Regions from separate parts of the Homo sapiens genome. Here region 1 is linked to region 2. The links are chromatin contacts, found by Hi-C or POLR2A ChIA-PET in ENCODE. All regions are on one chromosome and are shown on one strand. Each heading gives the region's core, a stretch centred on a gene start or an enhancer-like site at or near the end of the contact. The rest is flanking DNA. Distances are from core to core; before and after follow the strand shown. Region 1 holds the start of RPL34-DT (RPL34 divergent transcript). Region 2 has its middle 190 kb from the start of RPL34-DT.

Region 1 (6,664 bases), core at 3,032-5,531, 190 kb after region 2:
TACTAAAAAAAAAAAAAAAAAAAAAAAAAAAAGAAAAGCCAGGCATGGTGGTGTGCACCTGTAGTCCCAGCTACTCAGGAGGCTTAGTCAGGAGAATGGTATGAACCCAGGAGGCAGAGCTTGCAGTGAGCCGAGATTGCACCACTGCACACCAGCCTGGGCAACAGAGCAAGACTCTGTCTCAAAAAAAAAAAAAAAAAAAAAAAGAATGAGGATATATGTCTACTGCCTTTGAATCTTTTTAGGTTTCTGACACCCTTAACCAATAGAGTATGATTGAAGTGATGCTATGTGACTTCCAAGGCCATGCATCTTCTGTTGTTTCTCTTACAATGCTTTTTTCCTAGATGCTTTCTCTTGAGAACCTACCTCCCAGAACCAAATTGCCATTTGTGAGAATTCTAAGCCTTATAGAAAGGCTATATGTAGTTGCTCTGGTTGACAGTTCCATATGAGAGCCCAGCCTTTGAAGCAGCCCAGTCCAGGCATTAAACTAAAAAGTGTTCAGATAATTCTACCTTCTACCCCCACCCCATGATGATTAATTTCTTTTTTTTTTTTTTCAGATGGGGTCTCACTCTGTCACTCAGGTTGGAGTGCAGTGGTGCCATCTCAGCTTACTGCAACCTCTGCCTCCCAGGCTCAAGTAATCCTCCCACCTCAGCCTCCTGAGTAGCTGAGACCACAGGTATGCACCACCACACCTGGCTAACTTTTTTGTATTTTTGGTAGAGATGGGGTTTTGCCATGTTGCCCAGGCTGAACTCAAGCAATCTGTCCACCCTGGCCTCCCAAAGCACTGGGATTACAGGTGTGAGCCACCACGCCCAGCCTGATGATTAATTTCATGTGTCAACTTGACTGGGCTAAGAGATGCCCAGATAGCTGGTAACATTATTTCTGTGGGTCTGTGAAGGTGGCTTCAGAAAAGATTAGCATTGGAATCAGTACACTAAGTAACGAAGATTGCCTTCACAATGTAGGTGAGTATCATCCAATTTGTTGAGGGTCTGAATAGAAAAACATGCGGAGGAGAGTGAATTTTCTCTCTGCTTAAGCTGGGACATTCATGGTCTCTGTTCTTGAATATCAGCACTCCTGGTTCTTGGGACTCTGGACTCAGACTAGGGCTTATACGACCAGCTGTCCTGGTTTTCCAGCTTGCAGATGGCAGATTGCAGGGCCTCTCTGCCTTAATCACATGAGCCAATTCCTATAATAAATAAACAAATAAATGTATACCCTATCAGTTCTGTTTCTCTAGAGAACCCATGCACACCTTAGCTGTTCAAGTTACCCCCCAGTTGAGGCTCCAATCATTACATAGTAAAGGCAAACTATTCTCATTATACCATGTAGAAATTCCTGATCCATAGAATCCATGAGCATACTAAAATGATTATTTTATGCTTAGTGGCATAAAGTACTGAAAGCAAGAAAATCAAGAAAAAACAACTGCCAATAACGAGTTCTATTTTTAGCATAACAAAAGCTGTTGGTGTCTTGCAACACATTCCTTCATTCCACTTCTAATTTTGGCTTCCTTTGTAGTCTACTGATTAGTAATCATAATCACATGTACAAAACCCCTTAAAATTTTTTTTTTAGAGACAGGATCTCTCTATGTTGCTCAGGCTGGCAACTTCAGTGGAAGTGCAGTGGTGCAATCTTGGCTCCCTGCAACCTCCACCTCCCAGGCACAAGTGATTCTCGTGCCTCAGCCTCCTGAGTATCTGGGATTACAGGCACCTGTCACCACGCCCAGATAATTTTTGTATTTTTAGTAGAGACGGGGTTTCGCCATGTTGGCCAGGCTGGTCTTGAACTCCTGGCATCAAGCGATCCACCTGCCTTGGCCTCCCAAAGTGCTGGGATTACAGGGATGAGCCACCACACCCGGCCTAAAGAATCTCATTTGTTTTTTTAATCTGTCTTTGTTCTCTGTTCATTAATTTCTGTGTGCACTTAATAAATATTTTACAAATTTTTGTGAAATTAAAATAAGGTGAACCTATCATACTTTTTTTGGCTTGGACTGGGAAACTTTGAGGTTTAACATTTTTTTATTTAAGGGTTTTTTGATAAAAGCTATTAATTGTAATGTGGTCAGATTTATTGGTCTTTTCTGAGTTTGTGCTTTTTGTGCCTTGTTTAAAAAATCCTCTTCTACTCCAACGTCTATAAGATAGTCACCTATATTTCCTAATAAATTAAAGCCTTATTATTGACTCATTTAAGGTTTTTTTTTTCAGTGTAGAGTGACTTAAGGATACAATTTTTTCTTTCCATATGTATAACCATTTTTCCCAACTTCATTTACTGAATAGTCACCAATCTTTCCCCACCAATCTGATATATTACCTTTGTCATATACCAAAGTTTCATACATTTATTATTATTATTATTATTATTGAGATAGGATCTCATTCTGTTGCCCAGGCTGGAGTATGGTGGCACAATCATGGTTCACTGCAGCCTCAAACTTCTAGGCTCAAGTGATCCTCCAGCCTCAGCCTCCTGAGTAGGTGGGACTAAAGGTGTGTGCTACAACACCTGGCTAATTAAAAAAAAAAAATTTGTAGAGATGGGCGTCTCGCTATGTTGCCCAGGCTGATCTTTAACTACAGGTCTCAGTGATCTTTCTGTATCAGCCTCCCGAAGTGCTAGGATTAACAGGCATGGGCCACTGTACCTGGCTGTCTTTGAAGTTTTTAATAAGATTGCCATATCTCTCTCAAGACTGATCAAGAAAAAATGCAAATACAAATTTAAAGAGAGGGAAAAATAGTATTATGGAACTGGGTTAAGTACCTTAAGGGAAAACTACAACAATGAGACCACTATTCTTATCTACTTGGGTGGGGGAAGGCACGGACAGAGACGTAAACAACAGCATAGTGTGCCAAGGGCTCCCATCTCCTGTTCTCTTCTGCTCTGCAAAGTCTCTCTTAAAATATAGAGAACATATTGCAAGTAAATACATTCATTAGTGCATTTATTCAAAAACCACATTTGTCTCTCTATGCAAGCTTCCATCTCAATGCCTGGCACAGAGACGAAAAGGATTTCAGAGGACAAAAATCAAAGGACTGGAAAGGAGGGAAGTAGCTGATGACAAGGTCGGGGGAGAAGCAGCTATTTGAGAGTGAGCAGAGGGAAGGATATAACCAGAGCCTTCCATCTGGTGTTGTGACAAAGATGGCAGTGATGTGAGGCTTGATAGAATCAATAGGCCTCACAGTTCAAGACAGACTACATGCCCTCAGTCACTTGCCTGCTTTCTTGGTTTGCTAGATGGATTAGAAATACTAGAAGGAAAGTTGAGTGGGTACTGGGATATCCTATCCAAATCCTCTCTTCTGGGGCAATGCAGCTGCCTCACAGCAACCACGTTGTGGATCACCTGACCCCGCCTTTCTCAGCTTCCTGGAGGTGCATTCTAAGAGCGCTCCCCATAAGCCAACACTCAAGTCTCTTCGAGGTGTGTTTCCAGGGAGCCTGATCTAAGATTAAAAACTTAAAGGCCCCTTTTAGAATTGTCTTTTACAGCCCAGGCAAAGAGTTCTTTACTTTTTTAGAGGTCATGAATCCCTTTGACAAGGTGATGAAAGCCAGGGACCCTCTTCTCAGAAAAATACACACGTGCGCTTAATGTAAAATTTTACATACTGTTTTAAAGGTTAAACTTTACCACCCATGAAAAGCCTCAAGTAGTTCTTTGTACATAATCATAAGATTAGCAACCATTTACTGAGCACTTCCTCTCTATAAGACCCTGTGCTAAGTGCTTTAACTTCATAATGCCTTTGATCATGACATAACATGGCACGGTAGTTCCTAATATCTTCCTTTTAGAGATTTAAGGGCTTGCTCAAAGTAACATAGCTAATAATTAGCAGACACTGGATTAAAATCCCAATTTGTTTGTAAAGCTTGTGCTCTGAATAAATGACAAGGAAAGAGAAGGGAAGGTTGAAGAAGGGAAGGTTCTTGAAGGTCCCTGGTCCTTGAAGGTCCCTTAACCATAAATGTCAAGAGTTGGGATTTAAACCCAGGTCTAACGCCAGAGCTGGCGCCCTTTAGATTAAAAGTGCAGTGTCCATGACAACGAAAGAAGTTGATTTTGTCCCACCTTTGCTCTTTGCGGCTTTTCATTTGCGTTTGTTTCCACAGCGATTTCCAATAGATTTCTGCGTGGCCTTGACACAGACAGCTAGTGTGAATCCCCGCCCACAGAGGGGCGGCACGTTGGTTGCCGTACAACGTGGTGGTTCCCTGCATCTCTGCCCACGTCGGAGAGGTGCGTCGGCTTCCGTACAACACGGATACTCTCTCTCTGACGCAACTTCCTGTCCTGCGCAATTCTATTTGACCTTTGAACTGGCAAAGGCTTTTTTCTTCCTCTTCCGGGGACGTTGTCTGCAGGTATGGATGTTGTTCTCTTTTCCCTGTCTTTATTTCCTTACCAATCGGCTGCCATCCGAGGAGCTGAGGAAGCCTAGAGCTCTCAGAAGCAGTCCTTTGAGCTGGTGTAGGGGTAAGGGGCACAACAGGGAGGTTGGTGGTGAGGAAGTTCCTTACTTTGATCTTTGGAAATCCCTTGTTCCTGGTGGCACCTCCAAAGCCGTGAGTAGCCACAGCTCACCACCCGGGACTTTGCTGCATTCCAAGTGTAGCGTTTGGAGACTAACGAGTTGTGGTTTGGCGGTTTGAGTCTGGAAAATCGCCAAACGTTTTCATATTTTACACCCACGTTTTCACAGCACGCCTGTACGTGTCCTTAGTCTTTGGGAGGGCAGGGTCCGGCGAGTTCGGGTGGTTTCGCTATTTGGCTTCTGCGTCCAAGGCCCATGTCAAGGAAGAGAAAAATGTGTTAGAAGTTTCTGTCTTGCTTTTGGAGATGCAAACAGAATAATGGCTTCATAAATCACTCGCACTGGTTTTACGTGTCAAGTTTTGGTGTCTGGTAATTCTGTTTTAGTTTAATTTTAGTGAGAGGCTTGTGACAACAAATGAGGTGGTTACAAGGGGTGGAATGGGAAGATTAAATTAGTTCAAGTATTGATTATGTTTTACGTTGGGTAGTTCCCTTAACGAAGTTGCTCGTATGCATATCTGTATAACCGATTTGCTAAATAACATCACGATGTTTCCAGAAGTGGGAAGAAAGCAGGTGCCATAACCCAAAGAAACTTGTGTAATATCAAAATTAGTATTAAAGGGTATGCCTTTACGCAGGTGGTGCTTTAGGGCAAGACATTGAACCCTGATATGTGCCAGGCATTGTGTTGGGACGGATAGCCCACGTCGTTTAATCCTAATGACAGCTGTATAAAGTAGACAGAATTCCCATGTTAGAGATAAGGAGGCTAGCTCCTTGCCCTTTATATTCCCAGTAAATGGCATAGCTAAGGATTCGACTTCAGAGCTCACTTTTTGTGCTCTTTGTTTAAAGCGGTGTTTCTCCAACTGGGCTCGTGGCACTTTTCTGGACACCACTCCAAACAAAATTAGACTCTGAGTAAGGAGCCTGGTCATCAGAACGTTAAGGAAGTGCCACGTTTGATTACCATCAGGAAAGCTAACATTCTTGGCCTCTTGTTTATCAGTCACCTTTAAATACAAGTAGTTTTAAAATGTGGAATAATACATCTTAATTTAAGGGTGTTACATACAAGGATATGTATGTGAATGAAATAGACCACATGATACTGTTTTGAGATTTTATTTACTTTTACAATGGAAAGATTTGATGTTACTCTATTCTTAATTTAGGCACTCAGAATGGTCCAGCGTTTGACATACCGACGTAGGCTTTCCTACAATACAGCCTCTAACAAAACTAGGCTGTAAGTATTTCTGAAAATTTTAAGTATATATTGTCATTTACTCTACAAAATGCTGACCTACTGACTGTTTCACTTTCTAGGTCCCGAACCCCTGGTAATAGAATTGTTTACCTTTATACCAAGAAGGTTGGGAAAGCACCAAAATCTGCATGTGGTGTGTGCCCAGGCAGACTTCGAGGGGTAAGTGTACCTTTTACTGTGTGCAGCCTAACAAGTCTTGAACTTACTGAGCTTTCATCCCTTGACGATGGAATGAATCAAGGAGAGGTTACCACTAAGAGGGTTCAGAATTACTAAACATTCATGAGCCAAATCTGCCACGAACATAGACTTTTTAAACCAATCTGAGAAATGCAGTGAAATGCCTTTCAGATAAATGAGTACACCATTTCCCTTTGTAACCTACTTTAAACTTGCCCTTAACACTTAACAAAATTTAGGGAAATTTCTGTTAAAGCATCACAAAAATCTTAATATTTTTCTTATGCAGGTTCGTGCTGTAAGACCTAAAGTTCTTATGAGATTGTCCAAAACAAAGAAACATGTCAGCAGGGCCTATGGTGGTTCCATGTGTGCTAAATGTGTTCGTGACAGGTAAGTTAAATGCTTAAATGGGCTTTCCTTAGCAAATTATTGTGTGTGTTATACTGTCTGCTGATCAGTACAATGGTGAAGCAACTCATTTTAAACCAGTTGCATGCTTTAGAACCCTTTCTTTGCTATGGATAATTGATGCTGCACAAAGCAGGAAATGATATTCAAAGTAATAATTTGGGGGCATATTTATGCTAGATGTGGAGATTAAAAGGAACTTG
Region 2 (6,770 bases), core at 1,492-3,991:
ATGCAACGTTATCTTCATTAGTATGGAGAAAGGAATCTTTTCTCAAACCCTCTCCATCCATTGCCACTACTGTTAATCTTGGGTTCTGTCTCATTTCTCACCTCATTGCTCCATTTTTATAGCCAGCTCACCTTTCTGACCCAGGCTTTGGATTTTCCCACAGCTCAGCATATAGCTCAGACTCTCTATAAATACGTACCTCCCTCCTTAGCTCCTTCCAAAAACTGACCTTGTGCCTTCCTCGTTGTCTGGGCTCCATGTCCATTCGTGACCCATTATATGTTAAGTTCCCACAGACACTGATGTAAACACAGACCTCTTTTTCACTGATGTCTCCTGATCACTCTTTTCATCACATGGTGCCCTTCTGCCCGTCAGACTGTATCATGGCAGGATGATTCCACTTGCGTTGTAAGTTCCTACAATCTTATGAGAGTCATTAGTTAAAAAATGATATTGTAAAAGTAATGCTGATGTTATAGACAGCCAAACAACAGCATAGAGTTTGTAAACAAGTTTTCTGAAAGCTTATAGTACATCAGACATTCACGATTTGGAGAAGGAGGCCATGAATTCTACATTTCCATACCCATGTTGCAACCACCTGACCACACTCAACAACCATAGGAATTCTTACAAAAGCCTGATTTCCTTCCAAAATAATCTGCTTCAAAAAAAAAACTTAATTATTTATTTTGCTTCATTCAATAGGACTCAAATTATGTTTGTTTTTTAAAATAAGTTTGACTTATTTTCATATTAAATTGCTTGATCATTTCTTTTAAGTTAGTGAGGACTTTCTGTGCTTTGAAGTAGTTTTTGGCTTTTTTGTTTTCCTTTAGGGTATGACAAACTATTACATTGTCTGGAGAATTGGGGACTGGATCAGAGAGGCAAAACAAGTGGAGCTCAGGGACATGATTTCTAAATAACAATTCTCATGTGAATGCTCCTACAATATTTCCCTTTTACTCATGTTTTTGTGTTGGTGTTTTTGTTGTGGTCTGGACTGGGGCAAAAAATGAAATAGTAGATCCAGATGTGAAATACATCTTTTGAAACTGATGTAGGGGTGTGTGTGGTGTGTGTGTGTGTAAAATCAAAGGGTACTTCTGTAGTTAAAAGCTCTGAGATAAGAAAAGAAAAGGTGAGGTGGAGGGAAAATATTTTACTACTGAACCCCATCCTTATGGATCTAACCGTCAAACAGCTTCTTTCTGAAAGTATATCTTCTCTATTACACAAATGATGACTTTGGCAGGTTTTCAGTTTTAAGATATTACATTGCAGATCTTAATTTCTCTGGTTTAAGAGTGTGTGATCATCCCCTGAAAGCAAGAACTTTGGAGTCAACAGATCTGAGCTCAGACCTGACATTAGCTATTGATCTTGAACAAGTCACTTTCCTTCCTGACTTTCAGTTTCTCCATAAAGCAGAAACAACAAAACCTACTTCCAGGGTAATTATGAGTATTCAATGAGACTATGTACATAGCACAGAGTGTGGGCCCTCTTGGAATGTTCCATGCCGTGTAAGTAGGTGAAAAGTGTCCTCTAGCCCATGCTGTGCCTAGAGAGCACCCAAAAGGCTGACTTGGCTACTGTCTCTGCCCTAGTGCGCAGTGGGGCCTGCTGCTGGGGAGGCTGCTGACCCTAAGCCGGACTTTATTGCAGCTTCCAGATTTAGCAGGACTTATTACTAAAGATCTCAACACCAAATCATCTATATCCTTATATAATACCCTGTATTCCATGGATATTTAACTTTTTAACATGTCAACTGACTGACTTGACCTAGTTGAGCAAGGTAGGCAGCCAATGCATAGTCTTCTACTAGACTGTAATCTCCATGGTGGCAGGCATTGCATGTGTTTTGCTCACTCCTCTATCTCCAGAACCTAGCACAGTTCCCCAAACCTGGTAGTGAGTCAATAAATATTTTGTTGAATGACTTAATTACAAAGTCCAGCCACAACCTAAGAAGATGGCTTGACTTGATGTTTTAAGGAGTTGCACTATGAAAGAATGGGGAGTTCTCTGGAAAATTCACTTCCGCTTTCTTTAACAGGATTCGAGAATAAGTCTCTTTTTTTAATTTTTTTTAATTTTTATATATATATATTTTTCATTATATTTTAAGTTCTAGGGTACATGTGCACAACGTGCAGGTTTGTTACATATGTGTACATGTGACATGTTGGTGTGCTGCAACCATTAACTCATCATTTACATTAGGTATATCTCCTAATGCTATCCCTCCTCCCTCCCCCCACCCCACAACAGGCCCCGGTGTGTGATGTTCCCCATCCTGTGTCCATGTGTTCTCATTGTTCAATTCCCACCTATGAGTGAGAACATGCAGTGTTGGCTTTACTGCTCCCAATATGACTGTTGCATTTTTTCCACCTAATGTAATTGGGTAGAATGGGGTTTCTATTTTCATTTTTGAGGCAAGATACAGATTGCAGCCTCATTAAATTTGTACCTTTCTTGCAAACCCAAACAACACTTCTTACTGCCTCCTGTTTACTAAGGATAAGAACAGTACAAGCAGACTTCAGATGAAACAAACTCTACAGTGGTCACCATCAGAGAACATTTAGTGAAATACTTAGTATGAAGGGATCAGTAGTGAGGAACACTGGGGACTCTTGGAACTTTTCTATGCTGCACAAGAGAACCACATCAGAGGGCACTGGCAAGAATTGATACGTTAAAAAAAAGTTCTCTACCTGCCAGGATGGGTGTAACTGAGTCAGAGGCCAGAAAAGCCGGAGGAAAAGGAAGGAAGCAGGGTGTGTTAGCCACATGACTAAAGTGATAGGGCATATGGTTCTTAAGCAGGAAAAGACGCGTAGGCTGGACAAAAATGTAAACATTGGTGGCGTGTGGAGTATTCAGGAGGGCTGGAAATAAAAAGCTTTGTGAGTCTGCTGAAAAGAAAGTGTGGCTTTGATGTGGAGCACATTTTCAACTGCAGCAGGGTTGCCATCTCTTGTGGTTGCCAAAATAATACTTAAACGAAAAATAGGAGGTTGTTCTTTGCTTAGGGGTGGCCTGTAGGAGGAAGAATCACAAGCATTTTCAAGTTGAAGAAGGCACCATTAAGACACTTCAATGGAACCAATAAGTCCAGTCAGTAGCCACCAAATTCTGCCAGGCCATTTTAGCAACTACCAGACCTCCAGTTTGATGACTGGCAGCCTCTGCAGCAGCAGATGCAGTTGAAGAGTCTGGGAGATGCCACTGTCCAGTTGAAACAAGGACTGCTGGGTGGACTTCCTTAAGCCACCCTTCCTTATCCTCAACCTGGATCTCATACTGGGTCTTCAAGCCTCAGAGGAAGGATGGATAGTCAGCCCTCTTAGAGCCAATTATCCCTTGGGGGAATATGGGAAGAAGCATGATTCTGCAGTTAGAAAGTACCTTGGCCAGTGGGAAGTTCTTTTAGGGCTCACTTCACATCTGCCTGAGCAGAAACACAGTCAGCCCTCCATCAGCCCTCCCAGTCCCTGGATCTGCATCTGGATTCAACCAACTGTGGATTGAAAATATTTGGGGGAATAAAAGCAATAAAAATTAACAATACACCAATAAAAAGTAATAGAAATAAAAAACAATACAGTATAACAACTATTTATGGAACATTTGTGTTGTATTAGGTATTATAAGTAATCTAGAGATGATTTAAAGTATGCAGGAGGAGGTATGTGCAAATACTATGCCATTTTATATGAGGTACTTGAGCATCTGCAGTTCTGAGTATTGGCAGGAGGTCCTGGAACCAATCCCCTACCAATACCAAGGGATACTGTATATTCAGGCCATATGAACAAGGGAAGAAAACCCAGCAGTGGGATTCACGGAGCATGATTGTTACTGCAGCTCACTTACTAACTAGCTTTGTGACCTTGGACCAGTCATTAGACCCTCCTGCACCGCAGCCTCTACACTCAGAGGGTAGAACCAGATAATCATCCAGACCCTTTCATTTCAGAACACCATGGTTCTGTGATTTACAGGAAGATCATAAGCTAGGTTCCATTCTTGCTTCTCTGTATAAACTTGGGCAAGTTTTTATTCCACCCTGTCCCTCAGCTTTCCCATATGTAAAATTGAGTTACTCATACTAATTTTACAATATTTTGAAAACTCACAGATGAAAGATATTAGGCAAATGCTGGTTATCATCAAAGCCTTAAAGGCAATTTTAATAACTTAACTTTTCAATATTTCATTGGAGATTAGATATGAATCCCTGGTAATTTTCTTTTTTAATTATACTTTAAGTTTTAGGGTACATGTGCACAACGTGCAGGTTTGTTACATATGTATACATGTGCCATGTTGGTGGGCTGCACCCATTAACTCATCATTTAACATTAGATATATCTCCTAATGCCATCCCTCCCCCGTCCCCCCACCCCACAACAGGCCCCGGTGTGTGATGTTCCCCTTCCTGTGTCCATGTGTTCTCATTGTTCAATTCCCACCTATGAGTGAGAACATACGGTGTTTGGTTTTTTTGTCCTTGCAATAGTTTACTGAGAATGATGATTTCCAATTTCATCCATGTCCCTACAGAGGACATGAACTCATCCTTTTTTATGGCTGCATAGTATTCCATGGTGTATATGTGCCACATTTTCTTAATCCAGTCTATCATTGTTAGACATTTGGGTTGGTTCCAAGTCTTTGCTATTGTGAATAGTGCCGCAATAAACATACGTGTGCATGTGTCTTTATAGCAGCATGATTTATAATCCTTTGGGTATATACCCCGTAATGGGATGGCTGGGTCAAATGGTATTTCTAGTTCTAGATCCCTGAGGAATCGCCACACTGACTTCCACAATGGTTGAACTAGTTTACAGTCCCACCAACAGTGTAAAAGTGTTCCTATTTCTCCACATCCTCTCCAGCACCTGTTGTTTCCTGACTTTTTAATGATCACCATTCTAACTGGTGTGAGATGGTATCTCATTGTGGTTTTGATTTGCATTTCTCTGATGGCCAGTGATGATGAGCATTTTTTCATGTGTCTTTTGGCTGCATAAATGTCTTCTTTTGAGAAGTGTCTGTTCATATCCTTCGCCCATTTGTTCATGGGGTTGTTCGTTTTTTTCTTGTAAATTTGTTTGAGTTCTTTGTAGATTCTGGATATTAGCCCTTTGTCAGATGAGTAGGTTGTGAAAATTTTCTCCCATTTTGTGGGTTGCCTGTTCACTCTGATGGTAGTTTCTTTTGCTGTGCAGAAGCTCTTTAGTTTAATTAGATCCCAGTTGTCAATTTTGGCTTTTGTTGCCATTGCTTTTGGTGTTTTAGACATGAAGTCCTTGCCCATGCCTATGTCCAGAATGGTATTGCCTAGGTTTTCTTCTAGGGTTTTTATGGTTTTAGGTCTAACATTTAAGTCTTTAATCCATCTTGAATTAATTTTTGTATAAGGTGTAAGAAAGGGATCCAGTTTCAGCTTTCTCCATATGTCTAGCCAGTTTTCCCAACACCATTTATTAAACAGGGAATCCTTACCCCATTGCTCATCTTTGTCAGGTTTGTCAAAGATCAGATAGTTGTAGATATGCAGCATTATTTCTGAGGGCTCTGTTCTGTTCCATTGATCTATATCTCTGTTTTGGTACCAGTACCATGCTGTTTTGGTTACTGTAGCCTTGTAGTATAGTTTGAAGTCAGGTAGCATGATGACTCCAGCTTTGTTCTTTTGGCTTAGGATTGACTTCGCAATGTAGGCCCGTTTTTGGTCCCATATGAACTTTAAAGTAGTTTTTTCCAATTCTGTGAAGAAAGCCACTGGTAGCTTGATGGGGATGGCATTGAATCTATAAATTACCTTGGGCAGTATGGCCATTTTCATGATATTGATTCTTCCTACCCATGAGCATGGAATGTTCTCCCATTTGTTTGTATCCTCTTTTATTTCATTAAGCAGTGGTTTGTAGTTCTCCTTGAAGAGGTCCTTCACATCCCTTGTAAGTTGGATTCCTAGGTATTTTATTTTCTTTGAAGCAATTGTGAATGGGAGTTCACTCATGATTTGGCTCTCTGTTTGTCTATTATTGGTGTATAAGAATGCTTGTGATTTTTGTACATTGATTTTGTATCCTGAGACTTTGCTGAAGTTGCTTATCAGCTTAAGGAGATTTTGGGCTGAGATGATTGGGTTTTCTAGATATACAATCATGTCATCTGCAAACAGGGACAATTTGACTTCCTCTTTTCCTAATTGAATACACGTTATTTCCTTCTCTTGCCTGATTGCCCTGTCCAGAACTTCCAACACTATGTTGAATAGGAGTGGTGAGAGAGGGCATCCCTGTCTTGTGCCAGTTTTCAAAGGGAATGCTTCCAGTTTTTGCCCATTCAGTATGATATTGGCTGTGGGTTTGTCACAGATAGCTCTTATTATTTTGCGATACGTCCCATCAATAACTAATTTATTGAGAGTTTTTAGGGTGAAGGCTTGTTGAATTTTGTCAAAGGCCTTTTCTGCATGAATTGAGATAATCATGTGGTTTTTGTCTTTGGTTCTGTTTATATGCTGGATTACATTTATTGATTTGTGTATGTTGAACCAGCCTTGCATCCCAGGGATGAAGCCCACTTGATCACGGTGGATAAGCTTTTTGATGTGCTGCTGGATTCAGTTTGCCAGTATTTTATTGAGGATTTTTGCATTAATGTTCATCAGGGATATTGGTCTAAAATTCTCTTTTTTTGTTGCGTCTCTGCCAGGCTTTGGTATCAGTATG

What was found. A loop is a pair of places that touch in the nucleus more often than their neighbours do. ChIA-PET counts read pairs that join two places held with the same protein, here RNA polymerase II (POLR2A). Pooled maps may share reads with other maps.
Region 1: a loop to region 2 is called in a pooled map, with 3 times the contacts of the local background. The contact joins the promoter of RPL34-DT here to the enhancer-like site in region 2. A Hi-C loop is called at or near these places in 5 of 50 pooled maps. POLR2A ChIA-PET finds 5 or more read pairs at or near these places in 2 of 52 experiments (CD4-positive, alpha-beta T cell and T-cell).

What each region holds. Positions count from the first base shown.
Region 1 is chr4:108,616,176-108,622,839 of GRCh38, forward strand. It overlaps RPL34-DT (RPL34 divergent transcript), which reads right to left and starts at 4,282. Exons shown (of 4, transcript NR_026968.1): 1 at 4,133-4,282. RPL34 (ribosomal protein L34) reads left to right here and starts at 4,401. Exons shown (of 5, transcript NM_001319236.2): 1 at 4,401-4,425; 2 at 5,776-5,849; 3 at 5,930-6,029; 4 at 6,340-6,443. The coding sequence starts at 5,785. RefSeq lists enhancers at 3,939-5,138, 4,364-4,413.
Region 2 is chr4:108,431,155-108,437,924 of GRCh38, forward strand. No RefSeq gene overlaps it. Among named protein-coding and RNA genes, the nearest start is that of RPL34-DT, 190 kb to the right of the region's middle. Within about 2 kb of position 2,742, at least 2 of the 41 ENCODE cell types and tissues checked have a DNase peak (open chromatin) inside an H3K27ac peak, as active enhancers do; they include CD4-positive, alpha-beta T cell, where a contact is called at or near this core.